Linked DNA regions of Homo sapiens: region 2 is linked to region 1. Evidence: chromatin loops called from intact Hi-C (ENCODE). Cell type or tissue: testis. All regions are shown on one strand. Links, peaks and the distances in the headings refer to the core of each region. The heading gives the core; the rest is flanking DNA.

What was found. A loop is a pair of places that touch in the nucleus more often than their neighbours do. Peaks named below come from ENCODE experiments on the same cell type or tissue, not always from the same donor. Only the 100,000 strongest peaks of a DNase experiment are listed, where the experiment ranks them.
Region 2: it touches region 1 in a loop (4-fold over the local background); 33 of 110 quality-filtered maps call a loop at or near these places.

What each region holds. Positions count from the first base shown.
Region 1 is chr10:103,865,301-103,870,673 of GRCh38, reverse strand. No RefSeq gene overlaps it. Among named protein-coding and RNA genes, the nearest start is that of SH3PXD2A, 12 kb to the right of the region's middle. In testis, for the core only: no CTCF peak of the experiment used is centred there; no DNase peak of the experiment used is centred there.
Region 2 is chr10:103,777,588-103,782,960 of GRCh38, reverse strand. All of the region lies in intron 2 of SH3PXD2A (SH3 and PX domains 2A), which reads left to right. Among named protein-coding and RNA genes, the nearest start is that of SH3PXD2A-AS1, 33 kb to the right of the region's middle. RefSeq lists an enhancer at 3,001-3,500. In testis, for the core only: no CTCF peak of the experiment used is centred there; a DNase peak (open chromatin) is centred at 3,280.

The DNA.
Region 1 (5,373 bases), core at 93-5,092:
TTGCAAAGCTGCCAGCAGGGTGCTGTTCCTGGAGGATTACCTTGAGCAAGAAGCCCCAGAAAGCAGCCCAGGCAGGCATGTCAGCAGGGAGGCTGTCCTGGCAGCATGCTGTCCAAGGGGAGAGGCCAACGCTCTACCCCTGAGGTTTGAGGCCAGAGGAAAAGAACCAACCTGGAGATTCTGCAATTCTGTTTTCTCTTAAGGTTGCTTTGGCCGTTTAGGGTTTTTCATGAAGGACAGAAACAGATCCATTCCTTGAAGGCAGAAAGAAGTTTGTACTGCCCCGCACTTGACAATGTTTAATTACATTTGCCACTTGAATCAGAGTTGAAAATATCTTCCTTTTTTTCTGTTTGAGAGTCTTGCTGTGCATCCCTCAGGCTGGCTGGAGTGCGGTGGCATGATATCGGCTCACTGCAACCTCCGCCTCCTGGCTGCTGGGTTCAAGCGATTCTCCTGCCTCACCCTTCTAAGTAGCTAGGACTACAGGAGCACACCACCATGTCCAGCTAGTTTTTGTGGAAATGGGGTTTCACCATGTTGGCCAAGCTGGTCTCAAACTCCTGACCTCAAGTGATCTGCCCACCTCAGCCTCCCAAAGTGCTGGGATTATAGGCATGAGCCACCACACCCAGCCGAAAATATCTTCCCTTTGAGACTTGGTGGCCAGCTGTTGATTTCATACTGGTGTGGCCTCAGACAATCTATGATGTAAGAAAGATAGTTAAAGTAAAATCAACCCAGTATTAATTACTTAATAATAACTAATGAACAGTTATGCACCAATAACTCAGCAAATTTAAATCTACCCGTAAGCCCAACTAGGTAGATACTGTCGTCATTCCCAATTTACAGGTGAAGAAATAGAAGCTGAGAAACTAACTTTCCCAGGGGCATATATTTAGTAAACTGGAAAACCCAGGCTTCTACCCAGTGAGTTCAACCACTAGGCTTTAATTGCTTTCAGGATCAGAGAAGTCTGTTCTCTGGTAGCTTTAAACTATGAACCCAATACAGAGTGTCTTCAAATTTGGGTTGATATATAAACGTTATTTTTCCCACAGTTGAGGCTGCACCGAGGACACACTTCTGGTGATGAATGGCATATGAGGGTGCTGGGCTGAGTGGGTGGGGTGACATCACATCACACCCGTGACAAAGAGGGAGCAGGTATTTACTGAAGATACAGGAGCCCTGGGTCAGGGCAGTAAGCATTCGTACATAAACAACTGTGCAGTCCCACAGGGAGACCAAGAGAATGGTGCAGTAGCCTCTGAGGAGTTTTATTTGGTTCATGCAGTGTTGGTCTTTCCAGGCTTTATTTTTTTAATGTTAAAAAATAGTTGATTTTAATTATGAAATATTTCAAACACACAGAAAACAATAAAGCAGATACCTAGTATCACTGAGATGAAACAGCTGTTAATATTTTCTCCTGACTGGGCGAGGTAGCTCACACCTGTAATCTCAGCACTTTGGGAGGCCAAAGCAGGAGGATTGCTGGAGCCCAGGAGTTCAAGACCAGCCTGGGCAACATAGTGATATCTCGTCTCTACTAAAAATTTAAAAAATTAGCCAGGCGGCGTGGTGGCATGCTCCTGTAGTCCCAGCTACTTGGGAGGCTGAAGTGGGAGGATCGCTTGAGCCTGGGAGGTCAAGGCTGTAGTGAGCTATGACTGTGCCACTGCACTCCAGCCTGTGCAACAGAGCAAGACCCTGTCTCAAAAAAGAAAGAAAGAAAGAAATCCCCCTATATGCTTCAGCCCTCTATCTCTTTGAAGAAATATGTTAGAAATACACATAAGGCCAACCCTGTTCCTTTCCTGCCTCTGCCCCCAGAGGTAATAACTGTCATGTGTATCATTCCCATGCAGATTTTTTTTCTTTTTTATTGTGGCATAACTTACAAGTGGTAAGTCGTACAAATTTTAATGATACAGTTTGATGAATGTTTGCTTATGCTATACCTGGATGATGAATTTTTACATGTGTATACACCTAAAACAAGGTAGAGGTCCAAATATTGAACATGTCCAGCACCACCTCAGAGAGCTCCTTTGCTTCACATTATTTCAAAAATAAGCAGATGGAGGTGCCAACATTTGAAAGTTTTAAAATCTAGAGATTTAATATAAAAATTCAAATTTCTGGCTCTTGAAGTTTTGGAAAATATGACCACATTAAGCCCACATTCTAGCATGGGGACAGAGTGGCAACTGCCCACTGTAGACACAGCATGAGTGCCTCAATTTGCATACTATGCCTGCCATGCCGTGTGGGTATATCCAGCCCACTGCATTCACTTACAGAAACTGAAAGGTGCCACTCTATTTGTAAAATTTCAAAAGTGCCACAAAAAATGTAGAGAACAATTACCTTAGCTATCTTTAGGAAGGCAGAGTTTGAGAAAAAGTGTCCTCCTCCCCACCTGCTAATGACTTAGGAAGCTGCTGACAATGTCATAAAATAAAAAGGAATCAGATTCTCTAGGTCCATGCTACTCAAAGTGTGGTCCTCGAATCAGCAGCATCCAGGAGCTTGTTAGAAATGCAGAAAGCTCAGTGCCTTCCCACCCACATGTATGAGTTTGCTAGGGCTGCCATAACTAAGTATCACACAGTGGACGGCTTATACAACAGAAAGGTATTTTCTCACAGTTCTGGAGGCCAGAAGTCCAAGATCAAGGTGTCAGCAGGGTTTGTTTCTTCTGAGGCCTCTCTCCTGGGCTTGTGGATGGCTGCCTTCTCCGTATGTCTTCACATGGTCTTCCCTCTGCATCTGTCCTCAGCTCCTCTTTTTTTTTTTTTTTTTTTTGAGACGGAGTCTCACTCTTGTCACTCAGGCTGAAGCGCAGTGGCATGATCTCAGCTCACTGTAACCTCTGCCTCCTGGATTCAAGCGATTCTCCTGCCTCAGCCTCCTGAGTAGCTGGGATTACAGGCACCCGCCACCACACCTGGCTAATTTTTGTACTTTTAGTAGAGACAGGGTTTCGTCATGTTGGCCAGGCTGGTCTTGAACTCCTGACCTCAGGTGATCCACCTGCCTCGGCCTCCCAAAGTGCTGGGATTACAGCCGTGAGCCACCACGCCCGGCCTCATCTCCTCTTCTTATAAGCACACCAGTCCTATTGGATTAGGACCTACTCTTATGACCTCATTTAACCTTAATTACCTCTTTAAAGACCCTGTCTCCAAATACATTCACATTCTGAGATAGGGGGATTATGATTTCAACATACGAATTTTGAGGGGTATGACCAGGCACGGTGGCTCACGTATGAAATCCCAGCACTTTGGGAGGCCAAGGTGGGCAGATTGCTTGAGCTCAGGAGGTCAAGACCAGCCTGGGCAACATGGCAAAACCCCATCTTTACAAAAATACGAAAAATTAACTGGGCGTGGTGGTGTGCATCTATGGTCCCGGCTACTCAGGAGGCTGAGGTGGCAGAATTACTTGAGCCCAGGAGGTGGAGGTTGCAGCGAGCCGAGATCCTGCCACTGCACTCCAGCCTGGGCAACAGAGCCAGATCCTGTCTCAAAAAAAAAAAAAAAAAGTGAGGGGTAGACACAGTTTGGCCCATGACACCTACTAAATCAGGATTTATATTTTAACAAGACCCCCAAGGGACTTGTGTGCACATTAAAGTTGGAGAAGGGCCAGGCACTGTGGCTTATGCCTGGAATCCCAGTACTTTGGGAGCCCAAGACAGAAGGATTGCTTGATCCCAGAAGTTCAAGACCAGCCTGGGCAACATAGTGAGACCCCATTTCTAAAAGAAAAAAGAAAATTAGCTGTGTGTAGTGGTGCATGCCTGTGGTCCCAGCTACTCAGGAGACTGAGGCAGGATAATCACTTGAGCCCAGGAAGCCGAGGCTACAGTGCGCCGAGATCGTACCACGGCACTCCAGCCTAGGTGAAAGAGGAAGACCCTGTCTCAAAAAACAAACAAACAAACAAAAAGTTGGAGAAGCTTGGTCCAGGTCTGCTCCCTGGTAAATAAAACACTAGTGGGTCCGACTAGGAATGGGGAGGAGAAAAAGGAGAGGCTGCAATGATTTAGTTAGATGAACTTTCTCTCCAGTCCATAGGTCTTAGAGGCTGGAAATACTGGGAAACTTGAGGCCAATTCCCTCCTGAGTGGGAGTCCCTGCTTCTCGTTGAGGAGCAGGGACCCTCTGCACTTTGGGGCATGTGAGCAGGTTAACAGGTAAGGATTGATGAACCAAGTGGATATGAATCAGCCCATAGGAGCTAAGAGGAGCCTCCTTCTGAAAATAGGTTGGAATGCTGGAAATGTGGCTGCTTTTAGCAAAAAGCTCATTTTTACCTAATCACCATCTGTAGATTTCCTCTTTTAAGGTGCAAAGCAAGTCTCTTGGATTTCCTGGAATGGGGACCAGGAAGATATTACCCTGCATTCCTCTTCACTCTTCACAAGCCCATTTTCCACCTCTCTCGTAGGCTTGATGCTATGGCGACAGTTGCCATAGAGATAATCCTATGCCTGGTTGAACCTAATCCATACCCATAATGGTCAATCATATGGTTTATACTAGAGATTTTCAAGCTGTGTCTCATAAACCTGTAAGGTGCTTCCAGGATTTCACAAACATTTTATTCAAATAGCAATTAAATATATGTGTCTTGCTGTGTTGCCCAGGCTGGAATGCAGCGGCTATTCACAAGCACTAACATAGCACACTATAGCCTTGAACTCTGGGGCTCAAGCAATCCTCCTACCCCAACCTCCCAAGTAGCCAGGGACTACAGATGTGTGCCACCATGCCCAGTACAACTAAAAACATTTTAAATTTATTTTTAAATGACAAAGAATGCAAACAACATCAAACCATATTTAATATAGTATTTGAACTAAAATGTGAATATCCAAATTTTGGTCTAACAGAGTAGAGTGATTTGTAGAAGGCTAACCCCTCCTACAGATCATAATTACAAACTCTGGACAAGGTGAAAATAAAAACCTGTTTGATGCCACTGGATGACGACCAGACTAAAGGAAGGGGACTTGTTCCTTGAAAGAAGGAAGACACTCCGGGTGAGGTCCACACTTGTATGACTTTCCCCTAAGGGCAGCCATTCTTGAACTTTAGTGTATATTAGAATCCCAGAGGAAGATAACAGAATCCAGTCTCTACAATATACCATTTACAATGTTCACTATATAAAAATTATTAGATATGTGAAGAAAGAGAGAAATGTGACCCATAATCAAGAGATATACTAGTCAATAGAAACAGACTCACAGACAACTCTGATGTCAGACTGGCAGAGAAGGGCTTTAAAATACCTTTGATAAATGTGTTAAAGAGTCTTTGGAAAAGATGCATATACTGGGTAAAGAGATGGGAA
Region 2 (5,373 bases), core at 183-5,182, 88 kb after region 1:
TCATAGAATCAGAGAGCCCCCCCCCCCAAGGCATGCATTCATTTCATGTACTCTTGGTCACTTTGTCACATTCTACTGTCTTCAAAACACTTATTACAACCTGTTATTATCTTTTTTTTTTTTTTTTTTTTTTGGAGAGATGGAGTCTCCCAGTGTTGCTCAGGCTGAACTCCTGGGCTCAAGCCATCCTCCCACCTCAGCCTCCCAAAGTCTGGGATTACAGGGATGAGCCACCATGCCCAGCCCATTGTCTTCTTAACTGTTGTTTACTATGTCATTCCCCACCTCCCTCCCCTTCTCCCCAGAATGTGAGCTTTCAGAGAGCAGGATCTTGCCTGCTCCATAGCTTCTGTTTTCCCGATGCCTAGAACAGTACCTGCCATATAGTGTGTGCTTGGGAAATCATTGTTGAATGAATAAATGAATGCATAGTGAGCTGCCGCTGGTTATGAAGGAATGGGAGAGAGAGGCCTGCTGTCCTCCTCCTCCGCTTTAAAGGCAAGTTTTATTTAGCTCCCATTCCTCCTCTTGTGTGCCCATCTTTGCCTATGGGCTAGATTTACTATTGGGATCTGCTTGTTAAGGATTAGATGAAATCTTTATGGCAGAGAACAATGAGGACTTCTCAAATTTTCATGTGCACATGAACTACTTAGCAATCTTGCTAAAAGATTCTGATTCAGCAGGTCCGCCTGGGGTTTGAGATTGTGCTTTTCCATCAAGCTCTGAGATGATGTCAGTGCCACAGTCTGCCTTGAGTAGCACCGGCGTGGAACATTGGGAGGATATGTTTGAAGTCCCTCTTCTCCATTCCTCTCTTATTCTTCTTTCGGTCCCAGTGTGATCTTTCCCTTGTTAGGTCATAGCCCTTCGTGACCAGGTGGGGATCTGATCTGGTGAACTTGGGCTTTGTGAGGAGCCCTGTTGCAGCACTTCCCAGAGGCTGCCCAGGAATGGCGTGGGCTGCTTCAGAGAGGCGGTGGGTTCCCATCGTTGGTTCCTCTGAGCTTGAGGGTCATGTGTCAGGCATGCTGATGTCCCTGTGGCAAGGAGGAGGCTCCTCCCTGCAATTCAGCTTTGTGTCTCTGTGTGCTTTCTACAAGCTTGTGAAACCAGGATCTTGAGGTGTGGCCCATTCACCTAGAGTGACTTTCAGAGGCCATCTGGCAAGTCCTCCACCCTTCTCAGTCCTTCCGGGGGAAAGCATGGCATTCTAACCACTGTGCATGTGGGTTTGATAGATACAGCTGTGGGAGAGGAGTGATGGTTTAGTTCCAGCAATAGTTGAGTCATGCAGGGAATGTAATGCCTGACTTGATTGGATCTAAGGATAGAACCGCAGGAGGAATCTACATTTTCTATTGCCTTCCCTCTTTTAGTTTGTTTCAATAGACCTTGATTGAGCTCCTCTGTATGAGTCAGGGCAGGCTAACTGCTGTATAACAAACTCAGTGACTCAACATATTTATTTTCTGCACAGGTCCCAGACCTAAACAAGTCACTAGAGGGCTCTGCTCCAGGCAGTCATTCAGGAACTCAGACTCCCCCAGCTGGTGACCCCATCCTGCGTGGAGTTTTGCATCTAGCCAGCAGGCAAAGGAAGAGAGAATATGAAGGACTGCAGGGAGATTCTGTGGGTTATGCCAAAGGGAAGGGTACATTACCCTGCTCATGTGCCACTGGTCAGGATTTAGTTCCATGATTGTACCTCCCAGCAAGGGAGGCTGGGAAATGTATTCTAGTCATAGGTCCAGGTATGTGTTGGATACCATGATGGACAGTGGAAATATCAAGGCACAGACATGACTTTCAAGAAGCTCACAGGCTTTTGGAAGGAAACAGTTTCACAAGCAAATCATTAAGTCCAGTATGGTAAGCATAGTTCTAGAAGTGTGACCGATCTGCAGGAGTGATGGGGAGGAGGGAGCTGTGGAACAGCAGGTTACACCTGTGGAGACCTCAGGCAGGCCAGGCAGTGTGCAGGGACGGACAAGCAAGGGTGGCAGGGCGTGTGACTAGAGAGGTCAGTTGAGCAGAGGTCATGAATAGGCTTGTGTCCCACAGGCAGCAGAGAGCCAACAAAGGGTGTGAAGCCGAAGATGAAATCTGCAGAGTGGGGAGCAAGTTGCAGCAACATTAGAGACTGGTTCAAACTTAGCACTCTCCTTGCCTGGACCTGCAGAGAGGTTTCACATGTATCTTGGTTTCTCATGCCAGGAAATTTCTAACAGAGGAGGAAGGGGTGGCAGTGGGGAGGTGACTCTCCAAGTCACCTGGTGCAGGCAGTGCTTCTGGCTGGAGTTTGCTGCGCCTGCCTGACCTTTGAGGGTTCCACTCAGCAACACAGGGCCTGGATGGTGGCTTCCAGTGTCTTCAAGGATGCTTTCATTGCCCTCTCCTGAGTTCTAGGATGGCCCAGCCACTCTTATTTCCTGGGAAGGCCAAAGAGGCTGGTGCTGGTTCACAGCCCCAGGGCTCCATATTAACCAGGCAAGGCTACAGGGAGGAGCTGAACTCTGCCCGCTTGACCCCAGCCTTCTGCAGTAGCCTACTCTTTCGCTTTTCCTTTTGACAAGACTTTGGAGGAAGAAGGTTCTGAGACCTATGGGCACCTTGACCCATTTGGAATAGAGAAAAAAGTGGGGAATGGAGATGCTTGGGGAAGGGAAGGAGAAAGGCAAGGATGTTAGACTGTCATTTAGAAGTGTTCCGCTTGGCTTCCCTTTCCAGGAAGCCCATCAGGGTTGCACACTGGGGGCCTGCTCTGGAATCTCCTTGCCTTGAGCAGCAGCCTGGGCCCAGGCCCGCTGAGGGTCTGTTTTGGCTTCATCTTTGCCAAAAAGTGCTCTCTTTGTCCCAGATTTCAGTCTGAATTTGATCCCGTAGTGGCCAGGGCACTTGGGGTACCACAGTTCTAGGCCATTTGGAGGATGAGAAGAATCAAGAACAATTGGGGCTAGGGGTGTGGTTCAGCCGGGAAAAGGTTAAAGCCGTTTGCCTTCCTTCCCCTTCCCCCTTCTTCAGGGCCTCCTCCTATTTTGGATAGTCCTTGCAGTTTGTGTGAGAGAGAAAAGTGTCAGGCAGCTTTGGGGAGAATTTCAAAAACCTGTGAGTGGTCTCTGGCAAGGCTAGGGGATGGCTAGAGACCCCCAGGAGGAAACAGAGTGACCACAGCCAGGAACCTGCCAGAAAACACCTCAAATCTGGGCAGACTTCCTTCTCTGCGGAGTGTCACCACCGGCGCCCTGGGCTGGTGCCAGGATTCCTCTGGCTGGCTGTCTCACACACAGATGTTTCTTGCACCACTCTCCGTCCTCTGTACTGGCCAGATGTGTCTTCCTAGAATTCCACTTTCACAGTGTTCCTTCGCTGCTCAGCAGCCTCAGGGGCTCCCTATTGCCTGGAGGAGGAAGTCCGAGTTCTTCCTCTGTTTCAGATGACCCCTGCAGCCCTGCCCCTCACACTGCCCCATGTATACCCTCCCTGCTCCAGCACCAGGCTCCCCCAGCTCCCACACTTCCTAGGGACCAAAGGGAGGGAAGTTCACAAGCAGCCGGGGCTGGCACACGGGGGTATCAGGAGGATGCTGGGGTGTAGCTCCCATCCATAGTAAGAAGCCGGCCCCGCACGGCGCCTCATGCCAGGCGGGTGGATCGCTTGAGGTCAGGATTTCGAGACCAGCCCGGCCAACATGAGGAAACCCCGTCTCTACTAAAATACCAAAATTAGCTGGGCGTGGTGGCAGGTGCCTGTAATCCCAGCCACTCGGGAGGCTGAGGCAGGAGAATCGCTTGAACCTGGGAGGCAGAGATTGCAGTGAGCCGGGATCGTGTCAGTACACTCCAGCCTGGGCGACGGAGCAAGACTCCATCTCAAAAACAAAAACATAAACATAGTAAGAAGCCATGCCTCAGGTTCTGTGACTCCTGGGGAGACACTATTCCTTCTGCCAGGAGCCAGGCTCAGAGCTGGCCACTTGCAGAATCTCTTATCTGACTCCTTTTGTCACTAGCTCCCCAGGTGCTCTGCTGCCCTGGCCTCATGCTCTTCCCTCTTGGCCAAGGGGAGCTGAAGTCACCTGAGCTATCTGTGTTGGGACAAAGCTCAACAGCCTTAGGATGAGAAAGGGTGTGAAATTATAGGTGAAAAACCCAAAAGGCCTTACAGCTGTTGGAAGTTAGGGTTAGATGGGCTTGGCAGGTGGCCCTGAGCAGCTCCCTGAAAGCAGAAAGGGCTGGAGGAGGGCATCAGAGATCAGGGAAACACCACCGGAGTCTCTTTACCTTCAAACTGGCGACCCCATTCATCTAGCACTCACGGTAAGGCCAGCACACCTGCTCACCTGTATTCTCATTTCATCCGCACAGTGCCATGGGGCGCTGTTTCTACTCCCATTTTACAGATGAGAAAATGGGGTCACAAAGAGATTAAGTGACTTGGCCAAGGTCATGTAGCTAGGAAAGAATAAGCTGGAGTTCTGACTTCAGCCCTCAAGCATTCCACTACTGACTAGAACACTAATAATGGTAAAACAGTGCCAAGGGAGGTGCCTCCTTCTGGGGGTTTCCTCTGTGCCTGGCCTGTGTTAAAGCGCTCTACCTATTCATTTCCCCCCGCCTTTTTTTTCTGGAGACGGAGTCTCGCTCTATCGCCCAGGCTGGAGTGCAGTGGCACGATCTCGGTTCACTGCAAACTCCGCCTCCCGGATTCACGCCATTTCCTGCCTCAGCCTCCCGAGTAGCTGGGACTACAGGCATCCGCCACCGTGCCCAGCTAATTTTTTTTTTTAATTTTTAGTAGAGACGGGGTTTCACCATGTTAGCCAGGATGGTCTCGATCTCCTGACCTCGTGATCCTCCTGCCTCGGCTTTCCAAAGTGCTGGGATTACAGGCGTGAGTCACTGCGCCCAGCCCATTTTCCCTTTTTAACTTCAGCCACCATGGAGGGGAAAAACAGGCATGGTCCTATTTTACAGATGAGTAGACTGAGGCTCAGAGAAGTTATGTGGGAATGATGACTCCTGGCATTTGGCAGCACTTGCTTGCATCTTCTCCTTGGATCCTCACAACACGTGTGGAGACAGGCAGGTCCAGCATTTCACAGATAAGGCTGTGGTTACCCAGAGAGGCCAAGCCATTTGCCCCAGTTGCCCAGCAACTTCTTGCAGGCTAGAACTGGAATCCTCCTCTGTTGACTCCAACCTAGTGCTCTTTCTCTCCTGCACAAAGGCCATGGGTCAGCAGGTGGGGGTCTGTGGAATGAGGCCACTGGGGTAGGTTTGGGGACAGGCATCGGTACTTGGGCACCTTTTGGGCATCAGAGAGAGGCTTTCTGTGGCTTGAGGATTTCCCCTGGGATTGCATCCTCCAGCA